Regions from separate parts of the Homo sapiens genome. Here region 2 is linked to region 1. Evidence: chromatin contacts called from ENCODE Hi-C or POLR2A ChIA-PET data. All regions are on one chromosome and are shown on one strand. The core of a region is the stretch at or near the end of the contact, and the rest is flanking DNA. Distances in the headings are between cores, read along the strand shown. Region 1 holds the start of INO80D-AS1 (INO80D antisense RNA 1). Region 2 holds the start of COQ10B (coenzyme Q10B).

Region 1 (5,737 bases), core at 346-2,845:
GCAGAGGAGCAGCTCTCTGGTGTTATGTCCTCGCAGTGCCTGTAGTGGTGCTGTAGGAGGCTGCTGCCTCTTCTTGTACAGCCCCGGCAGCCCTGCCTTCTTGGCTGGAGAGTATATTCAGGGATTTCCCCTTAATAATCACCGACCCTGGGAGCACTTTTTAGTTTCCAAAATAAAAATATGATCCTCACCCCTCTTGCTTGACAGGGAAAGGCTCTCGCCGGAGCCCAGGGGGGAGCAGTAGCAGCGGCAGCCGAGCTTCCTAGTCCATTGCCAGCGCCTCTCACTCTGATCTGTCAGCCCAGCCGAGGGAACAGGGGGGAAGGAGAAAAAAAAAAGCAGCTGAAAGGTAAGCAGAGGCGGCCCCAGGCCCGGCCCACATCCCCGGGCTCCCGTAGGGCGGCGGGCTGGGCCGCGCAGGCTGGGCGGGCGGCGAGCGCGCTTACGTGAGGCCGGGGATTCGCCGGCCCACGCCAGGCCCCGGGCGGAGAATGAAAGGGTGAGTGGGGCCGGCGCCCGGGTGGTGGAGGCCGGGGGCCTGAGGGCCTCCGGGGCGCCCGCGGGCGGCGACGGCGGGCGGGCAGGGGTCCAGCCGGAGCCGGAGTGGGGCGAGCGGAGCGGCCTGCGCGGGCCAGGTGGGGGTGTGCGGCGGGAGGGGGGGGCGCCGGTAGGCCTCGGGCCGGTAGGCCCCACGGCAGCCGCGCCCTGCCCCCGCACCCCGGGCCTCCGCGCGCCCCCTCGAGTCCCCCGGGGTCTCCGGGTGGGACGGCGGCGCTGCTGGGCCGAATCCCGCGCCGGCCCGGAGGCTTTCCCGCGGGGCGGCAGGCCCGGGCTGCCGGGACAGGGGCGTCAGGGCCTAGGAGTGGGGAGTGGGGAATGGGCGCCCGGCTCCCCTTCCCCCGGGTCTCTCGCAGACGGCCCCCAGATTCCGGTAAGAGTTGAATTTATTTATCCCCCTCCTCCGCGCTCCGGACGGCCAGGCCGGGGCGGGGCGGGGCGGGCGGCCTGGCGGGCGTGGGGTCGGGTGGAGGGGCGGTGAGGAGTCAGGTGCAGCCGCGGCCCAGAAAGTTTCCTTTTAGGCCCGAACTGGGGGCCGCTGTCTCTCCGGGGAGCCCTGGTCCTAGCGCCCGGGACCCCCCAGGGCGTGGGGGAGCGCACTCGGCTATTTTGAAACTCTTTGCCAGTTCCTGTCCATTGAAGAAGGTACTCCGCCCCTGCACCCCTCGCCCGCGCCCCACCCAACTCCCCGCGAGCCCATTCGGGGCTGCTAACTCCAGCCCCTTCCCCCTAGAGCCCCCCAGGTTGGGGAGAGGGCCTTCTCTTCCGGTTTGGAAAAGTTTGCAAGGGGCTTTTCTTAGCTTTATTAGTTAGTGACTGGGTTTTTGGGGTGGGAAGGAGGAGGTAAACTCAGGTGGTGTTTCTGCCGGACAATCTTTCCCTATTGCCTTTTTTAGCCCTTACCCCACCAACTGGGGGTGTTATTTTCAGCTTGAGTACCCACCCCCTTTCATCCCGATTCCTTTGGGTCCAAAATCCCCCTTCTGGACAGCTCCGGCGGAGAGGAAGATGTAGGGAGCAGCGAGGAGACTGTCAGTGAGAGGGGCAGGATCAGGCAGGGTTTCTGGAGCAGTCCCCAGATGTAGGAGTTTCCCCTCCTTTTTGGTCACTGTCCGGTAAAACCAACACCGGAACAGATCCCAAGGGGGAGACGTGGTTGTCAGATGGCTTGGAAGCCTCCGGGATTGGGAGGAGGGAGAGGAAGTGGGCAGGGCAGCTCCCGAAACAAGGTCTACAGTTTAAGGATCAGTAGTTCATTTATTCTGATAATCACTGTTTAGTTTTATGTGACATTCTTGTATTCGACCTAGAAATAGAGTAATGGAGATTTTAAGGAAACCTAAACTTGTTATTGCTACAACTCAGAAGGGTCTGTGGAAGAGCCCTCGGAACCTAGCAAAACTACTTTGGTTTTGGGGTGTGTGTGTGTGTGTGTGTGTGTGTGTGTGTGTATGTATAACATTTAAACGAAAAAAAAATATATGTGTATGTATATATTTTATATGCATATATAAACACATATATATTCATACACACACACGTATGTTTTCTGTTTAAATGGATTCAATTTTAGCTATATTTTGGTGCCCTGAGCTCTGAACGTTAAAAAAAAAAAAAGTGATAAACATAAATTTCCAAATCTCGATTTTCTGCTTTTCAGGGACAGGATGTTTCCCGTGGCTATGCTTACCTCCTTGTTGTTCTTGAGTGTTGACATTGAAATGTTAATAGACCCTGCCACCCCCCACTGCCAGTCCCCAGTGTGGGCGTGTTTGGAGAGGTTATTTTGCATCGTTTAATTGTTGGTTTTTTCCTTTTTTTTTTTTTTTTTGGTGAGCTTAGGGCAGAGTGTTGTGTTTATGTGCGGTGTCCTGCTTGGTAGCAGGCTGGAGTTGCTGGCAGGAGATGTCCCACATTCTGCCCACTCAGTACCCCCAGCACTGTTGTTAGTGAAAAGCTACCACTTGCAGGGCAATGGGTCACCCACGACTTTCAGTGCTGACTTCCGTGAGGCTTCGAAATGAGACTCATGTGATTCTTCTAGGTGTGTGCCTTTCTTTTCCTTTCGTCTGCCTAAGATCAAACTCTGTTTCTCCACAATGATAGATATCCGGTCATTTAGCATTGAGCTTAAGAAAATCTTGATATTTGAGATTGTATGGATCTGATACAAAAATGCAAATTACATTTAATGGTTGTTTTAAGTTTATTGATTAATTGAAATTGTTTATTGACATGGACATTTTTTTAAACATGTGTACCAAAAATCGTTACTTCTATTATAGTTTGTCCTTATTTTTAGAGCATATACTGGATGGAAAAAAATCATTCTTAGTCATTTTTCTTGGAACATTTTAAGGTTTGAAAAAAATTGTTATTGCCTTATAATTTGATATTTTAAAGGTATATTGTTGACTTCACATTCCTAAGCTTTCCAAAACTATGTGTACAAATACCAAAAAAGTTTTGTACTTTTTCCCACCCTACCTCAAACATGTATTAATTTCCTAACCTGATCGCCTAATGGGCTACTTTATTTCCTGAAGGAATGACAGGTTTGATGTTTTTAAAAGTTACATTCCATTTGAAATTAATAAAAGATTTTCAGGGCAAATACTGAATTAACTTTAAACTACTAAGGGAATATGCTTTTTTATTATTAAGTGTTAGTTTAAAAAGTAAATGGTTAGTATAATTACAAGTCTGAAATAATCAAGTTTTCTTTCCTCTGGAAGATTTTTAGGAGGAAATTTGTATATCCCATTCCAACTTTTTCTCAGCAAATCATGTTGCTACTATTTTTAGAGAAATAAAAATTTTAGTTTAGAAGGAATTAAACATTTCTGAGAGCACCCAAAATTAATGACATTTCAAAAAAATGCTAAACTATTTATTCATACCTGAGATGTTCTCTGAGGGTTAGCAGCTCTCACTATCCAGGTTTGGTACAATGGTTATGGCTAATGAAAAGTCATTTATATTTGAATACAGTTAGAGCAATATTCTCAGACACTTTTCTTTCCCCCTCCCCCACACCTGGTAACTGGTAAAACAATGGTTGAATAGGTGAGACTGGGTTGGAGGCAGCAAATTGTCCCCAGTGCTAAGTCAGTTTAACTTACACATGCAGCTCTGTGCTAGGCAAAACAAACAGCAATAGAGTCTCCTCACTTCTTCAAGCAAGAGTTTGTCCCAGAAGTCCTGACTGTAAAGGCTGATTTTTGACAATGCTCCTGGCTAGTTTGAGATACTGAGGAAATACTCAATTTAAAACCTTAAGCCTCCCTCTTTTCCCTCCTTGCACGTAAGGTGACAGACTACTTGGTTCTCATCCTTTCACAGAATGTGATTTGTTTTTAAGATGAGTTTTTAGGCCGGGCGTGGTGGCTCACGCCTGTAATCCCAGCACTTTGGGAGGCTGAGGCGGGCGGATCACCTGAGGTCCGGAGTTCGAGACCAGCCTGACCAACATGGAGAAACCCCGTCGCTACTAAAAATACAAAATTAGCCAGGCGTGGTGGTGTATGCCTGTAATCCCAGCTACTCTGGAGGCTGAGGCAGGAGAATCACTTGAACCTGGGAGGCGGAGGTTGCAGTGAGCCAGGATTGCACCATTGCATTCCAGCCTGGGCAACCAGAGCAAAACTCTATCTCAAAAAAAATAAAAGATGAGTTTTTGGTGAAATTTTATTTGTAGCATGACTTCCTGCAGTGACACCTTTAGACTGGGCTTTGAGTTCTGATCCCAGTCCTTCCGCTGGGCAAGTTATTTAGTCTTTGGTTTCTTTAACTTAAAATGGGAATAAAATTCTTTGATATAAGGGTTAGATGAGATAGCCATGTGTTTGGCCCATAATAGTATTAATTAAATGTTAATTCCACTAGCCCACTTTACTTTTCTTTCTTTCTTTCTTTCTTTCTTTTTTTTTTTTTTTGAGACAGGGTCTCACTCTGTTGTCGAGCCTGGAGTACAGTGGCATGATTACAGCTCACTGCAGCCTCAACCTCCTGGGCTCCAGTGATCCTCCCACCTCAGGTGTGCCTGTAGTCAGCCAGGACTACAGGTGCTTGCCACCATGCCTGGCTAATTTTTGTATTTTTTGTAGAGACAGGGTTTCCCCATGTTGCCCAGGCTGGTCTCAAACTCCTGGATGCAAGGGATCCGCCTGCCTCAGTCTTTCCAAGTGCTGGGATTATAGGTGTGAGCCACCAGGCCTGGCCTCCACCTTACTTTTCTAGTAGTAACATCTAAATACTATTTCTCTTGTTTCCTTTTTTAAATAACTGAAAGTAATACTGTACTATACATACTATAGTAGGCTTATGCTATATTTGGAGAGTAGACCTGTTTTTCCCACTCAAAGGATAACCACTGTTTAACACTTTCGTGTGCTTTTTCTCTTTATGTGTATGCATACAGCAGAAACAAAGAGGAAAAACGTAAGGGTAGGATTGTCCATGTAATGGTAGTTGTGTCGTTTTGTATTGGTTAAAAGCTTGGGCTCTGGAGCAAATAGGCCTTGCATCCTGACTGTGTGACCTTGGATAATGACAATTACTTAATCTGATTAAGTCTCAGTTTTCTTCGTCTGTAAAAGGGGGTAATAATAGTACCTACTTCATAGGGTTGCTGTGAAGACTAAATGAGGAATTGAACATAAAGCCTTTAGAATGGTTCCTGAAGCATAACCTTTATATTTTCTTGGTGCATAACTTTTTCTGGTGCATAACTTTTCTATTTTTTTCTAAAGATTTTTAATATTCTTTTTTTTTTTTTTTTTTTTTTTTTGAGACTGAGTCTCACTCTGTCGCCCAGGCTGGAGTGCAGTGGCACGATCTCAGCTCACTGCAAGCTTCACCTCCCGGGTTCACGCCATTCTCCTGCCTCAGCCTCCCAAGTAGCTGGGACTACAGGCGCCCGCACACCCGGCTAATTTTTTCTATTTTTAGTAGAGACGGGGTTTCACCGTGTTAGCCAGGATGGTCTCGGTCTCCTGACCTCGTGATCCGCCCGCCTTGGCCTCCCAAAGTGCTGGGATAACAGGCGTGAGCCACCGCGCCCGGCCAGATTTTTAATATTCTTGATGTGAATTTTTAATGAGTTCTTGCCTCAGTATATATTAATAATACTAATAAGTATTTGAGTACAGAGAGAATATTATAATTACTTTAATGGGGC
Region 2 (6,709 bases), core at 1,285-3,784, 8.6 Mb after region 1:
CATCCACGTTGCTGCAAATGACAGAATTTCATTCTTTTTTATGGCTGAATAGTATTCCCATCGTGTATTAATATATACACCACATTTTCTTTATCCATTCTTCTGTTTTATTGTTGTTGTTGTGTTTGAGTCAGGGTCTCACTCCATCACCCACGCTGGAGTGCAGTGGTATAGTCATGACACACCGCAGCCTCCACTGCCTGGGCTCAGGTGATTCTCCCACCCCAAGTCCCAATGAGCTGGGACCACAGGCATGCGCCACCAAGCCCTGCCAATTTTTTACTTATTTGTAGAAACAAGGTCTTGCTATGTTGCCCAAGCTGGTCTCAAACTCCTGATTTCAAGTGATCCTCCTGCCTCAGCCTCCCAAAGTGTTGGGATTACAGGTGTGAGTCACTGTGTCCGGCCTTGTTTATTTTTTGAGACAGGGTCTGGTTCTGTTGCCCAGGAATGAGTGCAGTGGCCCAAACAAGGCTCACTGCAGCCTCAACCTCCTGGGTTCAAGTGATCCTCCCATCTCAGCCTCCTGAGCAGCTAGAACCACAAGCTTGCACTAACACATAGCCAGCTAATTTTTCTGTATATGTGTATGTGTATACACACACACACATTTTTTTTTCTTTTTTTTGGTAGAGACAAGGTTTTGCCATGTTGTCCACGCTGGTTTCATGAGCTCAGGCAATCCTCCCGCCTCAGCCTCCCAAAGTGTTGGAATTACAGGCATAAGCCACTGCGCCCAGTACCATTCATCTGTTGTTGGACACCTACGTTGATTCTGTATCTTAACTACTGTGAACAGTGCTGAAACCTTTACTTGAAAAAAGATGAGACCTTTGCTTCTAAAGAGGTGAATTGGGTATCTGGTTGACTTTTTACTATATATAAAGGTTCATGTATTTACTGGGAGGCAATACATGAACCTTTGTACCAGGTTCATGTATTGCCTCCCAGCCTACCCAAAAAAATACCCTTACACAATCTGATTACAAGCCTAAGGAAAACACCAGTGTTTAAAGCAAACTAACAGGACATTTTCTGATCAATCTGCATGCTATAGTTACAGTGGCCTGGACAGCACATCTATTTTCATGCACTGCCAGGAATACTATGTCTTAAACTACGATATGAAGATACACACATTCATATATACAGTTAAACCATGAAATGAATACTGGACAACTGGACCACATGGAGAACAGCTTTTTTGTCACTCGTCTTCCAGTACCACTCTCTCATATACTTAAGTATAATAAAGGTCAGAATCTGATGCTTAACATTGGAAATGAACGCAAACTGCCGCCCTCATTATCATAAACAGTATTTATCTTGGAACTGAAGCCTCAATTTGATCATTAAAGCAACTGTATTTTTCTCAAAAGTAAGTGTTATTTGCAAGACAACATTTTATAAGAGTAATACAAACAGATCTCAAGTATGATGGCGTTATTCTGCTTGAAACTACTTTTTGAGGTTATTTCCTAAAGCAGGAGTAATTTTATGATTTTGTTTGTCTCATCCAACATTTGTCTAAAGGGATTTGGATTTGGTAAGGTTGTTGGTGTTTTTAAAAATTCTTCATTGAATCTTTTTTTAAAAAAATTATTTCCTTGTTTCCAGTAGGGTCGGATCTTCATTTAATCTAAATGTCCTGGGGCTCAACTAGATTTGTGTTTTCTCTCCCCACCTCGTATTTTGTACACCTGAATTCATTTTAAACACACTAACTTTAATTTTCAAGAATATTACAATGTTATTAGTAAAAGGAAACTAAGTCGTACAAGTATGGTATCCGTGTCCCGACCTCCATCTCCACCCCCACCTACCAAAAAATGAACCAACCAGGAAAATCGAAAGCTGACTATGCTTCAAGGTTACAGGACCTGTAAGTTACAGCAGAGTGAAAAAATCCAAGTCCCTTATGCTGGCTGTATTTAGTTTTGTAAACACTAAATGGCGAGGGCAAAGCACTCTTTCAGAAATTGGGAAAACGCATCTGACCATCTGGCAGGTAGAAGGAACCGGAGAAGGGGGCTCACCGCCAAACACAAACTCCCATACAGCCAGCAGCCGGCAACCCTTCTGCGCAAAGTTAAAACTTTCCAACAGCAGTAGCAACAAGCCATAGGGGAGGAGACCGGAAGAGCCCAAAGGCACCAATGGCCAAATTGCTTCCAAAGTCGCTTCGCCGATGATTCACCGCCTCTCACGAGGCAAACGAGCCACGAACACAGCCTTGGGCCCAAGGTGATGCGCGCCGCTCTTGAGTCCCTCAGATGCCAAACGCAAAAAAAAGCCTTCTCCTCTAAAGACACGGAAATGCACCGAGTCCGGCTCTGCCTCACCCCCAAATCCTTCCGGTCCCCCAACTCGGCAGCCAAAATCGAAAACTACTCTCGTCTCAGCGCCCCCGCTGTTGATTACCTGCCATTCCGCACGGGCGCCTGCGCCCCGGCCGCTGTCGCCGACTTCGGACGGCATCCCGAGACTACCCTTCTCAAGGCCGTATGACCAGTCCGAGCTGCCATGATAGACTCTCCGAAGCCGGTCGTCACCTCCCGGACCAGCCCTGCAGCACCGCCCTCCTCTGGTCGGGCCCGGAGCCCGGCTCCGGTCTCTTCCAGCCAATGGACTGGCCGCCTGCGCAGCCTGACACGCCCCTTCTTCCCTTCCGGGTTGCACGTCGCTGACACACGCTGACCGTAAACGTTCCCGTCAGCCTGTCGGCCAATCGGAGCTGCGGGCCCGCCAGGACACACCTCTCTCTCCTGACCGACCAATCGCTTTTCCCGTGCGCTCGCGCAATTTGCGTAATACTCAGTGACTGCTCAGTCCACGCCCCGCGCAGGAGCTGTTCCTGGATTAACCAACTGCCTGGTTCTCCTGGGGTCCGCTTCCGGGAGGCTAGTCAGTGAGCCCCACCCCCCCGGGGGCTGCGGGAAGCCCCAGGGCTTGAGTGTTAATTCTGTAACTGTCCGAACCCGTGAGTGCGGAGCCAGACAGGCCACCACTCCTGGCTGCGAAGCCTGGCTGTCAGCGTCCTGCTTGTTAATGATTGTCTAATACAATGCCTGCCTTGCCTATCTCACGGGGTAATTGTGAGGGCAACATAAGGTCCTGTCATTAGGAAAGACTCAGTTATCCAGCAGCAGTTCCGTCTGCCTTCTTCCTGCGTGTCCCACATTTTAATTGGTGTTCTCGTATGATTTGGGTTTCCCTTATTCCATACTAATCAGACGACTTCGCTTTGATTTACTTGTTTTGGTGATCAGTCATCAAGTCCAGACTTCTTGTTCCCTCAGTTTGTTTTCAGGTCTTTACTTAAGGTTTGTGCACCAATAGTTTTCCTGCAAACTGTAAAGTGAGGATGACAATACTACCTATTTAATATAGTTTGGGTGTAAATGAGATTGTTGATTAAATGTAGTCAGATATTTGTGTGGCACCTACTAGATGCTGGAGAAGTGAGCAAAAGTCTTCACTGTCACAGAGCTTATATCCTAGTGGGGGAAAGAAACCAATTAGTATATAGTGCAATGGCAGCTTGTTATATGTCCCATAGACTAAACAGTACAGCAGGGTAAGGAGATGAAGAGGGAGGAATATGGTAGGGTGCTGTTTTATATAGGGTGGTTAGGAGGGGCTCTAAGAGGATGACACTGAACAAAGGCCTAAAATGAAGTGAGGAAGTGAACTCTGATTACTTGGGAGAAAATGGGCCGGGCGCGGTGGCTCACGCCTGTAATCCCAGCACTTTGGGAGGCCGAGGCGGGCGGATCACGAGGTCAGGAGATCGAGACCATCCTGGCTAACACGGTGAAACCCCGTCTCTACTAAAAATACAAAAAATTAGCCGGGCGAGGTGGCGGGCGCCTGTAGTCCCAGCTACTCAGGAGGCTGAGGCAGGAGAATGGCGTGAACCCCAGGGGGCGGAGCCTGCAGTGAGCCGAGATTGCGCCACTGCACTCCAGCCTGGGCGACAGCGAGACTCCGTCTCAAAAAAAAAAAAAAAAAAAAAAAAAGAAAAAAGAAAAAGAAAATGACTTTCAGGTGTATGGAACAGCAAGTGCAGAGGCCCCAGGCAGGAACAATCTTGGCATGCTTTAGGAAGAGCAAGGAGTTTGGAGCACAGTGAGAGGAGGAAAGTGGTAGGAAATAAGGTCAGCGAGGTAGGCAGAGCTTAGTGCCACGGAAGCCATAGTATGCTACCAATTTTTTATTGTATTCTAAGCGTGAAGGAAAGCCATTAGAGTTTGAGTGCAGAACAGTTACTTGATCTGATTTACATTTAAAGCAATATTCCAGCTGTTGTGCCTATGATTATTTTCTCCTCTTGCTTGGTTTATTGCAGTCACCCCTTACTAGATACATTGAAATCATCAGCTACAAGGTTTGTCAAACATTTTGCAGTACAACACATGATGTACTTGTAGATTGAGGTGGTTCTGTAGCTGCATGGACAATTCTGTATCAACTACTTTCAAATACACAATCCTTGTATGTCCGGAATTGGTGGGTTCTTGGTCTTGCTGACTTCAAGAATGAAGCCACGGACCCTCACTTGTGAGTGTTACAGTTTTTAAAGATGGTGTGTCCCAAGTTCACTCCTTCTGACTTTCAGACGTGTCTGGAGTTTCTTCCTTCTGGTGGGTTTGTGGTCTCACTGACTTCAGGAGTGAAGCTGCAGACCTTTGCAGCATTACAGCTCTTAAAGGCAGCGCATCTGGAGTTGTTTATCCCTCCCGGTGGGTTTGTGGTCTCCCAGGCTTCAGGAGTGAAGCTGCAGACCTTCGTGGTGACTCTTACAGGTCTTAAAGGTGGCACAGACTCAATGAGTGAGCAGCAGCAAGATTTATTGCAAAGAGCAAAAGAACAAACCTTCCACAACATGCAAGGTGAACCCAGAGAGTTGCTGCTGCTAGCTCAGGCAGCCTGCTTTTATTCCCTTAGCGGACCCCACCCACAGCCTGCTGATTGGTCCATTTTACAGAGAGCTGATTGGTCCGTTTTCACAGGGTTCTGAGTGGTGCGTTTACAAACCTTGAGCTAGACACAGAGTGCTAATTGGTGCATTTACAATCCTTTAGCTAGACACAAAGTGCTGATTGGTGCGTTTACAAACCTTTAGCTAGACAGAAAAGTTCTCCAAGTCCCCACCCATCCCGGAAGTCCAGCCGGCTTCACCTCTCACTGGTACTCCCGGGGTCTCTGCAGCACCTAGCCTAGGCACTCTGGCAGCCCAGAGGGAGCTCGTCCCTGGATCAAGCCCAGAAGGCGCCGGCCGCGCCGAGTGCGGGGCCGGCCGACCCCATGCCCACCCAGAACCCGTGCCAGCCCACGAGCACCACGCGCAGCCCTGGCTCCCACCTGTGCCTCTCCCTCCACACCTCCCGGCGAGCAGAGAGAGCCGGCTCCTGCCTCGGCCAGCCCCAGGGAGGGGCCCTTATAGCGCAGCGGCAGGCTGAAGGGCTCCTGGAGTGTGGCCAGAGCGGACGCTGAGGCGGCGCCAAGAGCAAGCGAGGGCTGCCAGCACGTTGTCACCTCTCACTTGCTCTTCTTTAAATCTTAAATATTTCCAGTATTCCAGTAAGGTCTTCTTTAAAGCACATTTTCAGGCCAGGGACAGTAGCTCATGCCTGAAATCGCAACACTTTGGAATGCTGAGGCAGGAGGGTCGCTTGAGGCCAGGAGTTTGAGACCAGCCTTGGCAACATGGCGAGACCCCATCTCTACAAAAAAAATGTTTTAAATTAGCTGGGCATGGTGGTACACGCCTGTAGTCCCAGCTACTGGGGAGGCTGAGCAAGAGGATCACTTGAGCCCAGAAGTTTGAGATTGCAATGAGCTGTGATCATTCCACTGCATTCCAGCCTGGGTGACAGAGTGAGACCTTGATTCAAACCAAAAAGAAAAGAACATGTTAAATGACACCAAGGGGACACTATCTGCCAACTCCAGAATGCAGGAAATTCTATAAGACAAGTCACCCAGTTTCTTCAGTGAGTAAATATCAAGTAAAAAAGGAAGGGAAGGGGGAGACAGTTGTAGATTTAAAAGATGTAAAAGGCTTTATTTTGATTTTCTTTTGCACAAACTAAATATTAAAAAAAGGTATATGAGACTAAGAAATTTGAAAGCTGGATACTAGATGATTTTAAGAAATTTTTGGCCGGGTGCAGTGGCTCATGCCTGTAATCCCAACACTTTGGGAGGCAGAGGCGAGTGGATCAAGAGGTCAGGAGTTTGAGACCAGCCTGACCAACATGGAGAAACCCTGTCTCTACTAAAAATACAAAAATTAGCCAGGTGTGGTGGCGCATGCCTGTAATCCCAGCTACTCGGGAGGCTGAGGCAGGAGAATCACTTGAACCCGGGAGGTGGAGGTTGCGGTGAGCTGAGATCGTGCCATTGCACTCCAATCTGGGTAACAAGAGCAAAACGCGGTCTCAAAAAAAAAAAAAAGCCTTGATTACATTGTTAGTAAGGACTGTGTTACGATTATAAACACATTTACTGGTTGATGTCAAATTCACTGTAATCATAGAACTAATCTTTTTACGTGGGTACTTTGCCCTACTGTCTATATGATGCCTTTTTTTTTTTTTGAGACCGAGTCTCACTCTTGTTGCCCAGGCTGGAGTGCAATGGCGCAATCTCGGCTCACCGCAACCTCCGCCTCCCTAGTTCAAGCAATTCTCCTGCCTCAGCCTCC

Evidence for each region. Hi-C counts contacts between places; a loop is a spot of excess contacts on that map. ChIA-PET counts read pairs that join two places held with the same protein, here RNA polymerase II (POLR2A). Pooled maps may share reads with other maps.
Region 2: a pooled map shows a loop between it and region 1 (4-fold over the local background). The contact joins the promoter of COQ10B here to the promoter of INO80D-AS1 in region 1. A Hi-C loop is called at or near these places in 3 of 50 pooled maps. POLR2A ChIA-PET finds 5 or more read pairs at or near these places in 2 of 52 experiments (CD4-positive, alpha-beta T cell and HepG2).

What each region holds. Positions count from the first base shown.
Region 1 is chr2:206,080,513-206,086,249 of GRCh38, reverse strand. It overlaps INO80D-AS1 (INO80D antisense RNA 1), which reads right to left and starts at 1,595. Exons shown (of 2, transcript NR_186084.1): 1 at 1,502-1,595; 2 at 1-293. INO80D (INO80 complex subunit D) reads left to right here and starts at 76. Exons shown (of 11, transcript NM_017759.5): 1 at 76-349. RefSeq lists enhancers at 1-313, 40-329, 1,958-2,779, 3,476-4,265 and silencers at 380-589, 670-839, 860-1,059, 1,100-1,149, 1,051-1,345.
Region 2 is chr2:197,449,377-197,456,085 of GRCh38, reverse strand. It overlaps COQ10B (coenzyme Q10B), which reads right to left and starts at 2,534. Exons shown (of 5, transcript NM_025147.5): 1 at 2,422-2,534. The coding sequence starts at 2,525. RefSeq lists enhancers at 2,012-2,061, 2,262-2,311, 2,332-2,811, 2,256-2,872, 2,932-3,001 and 1 more.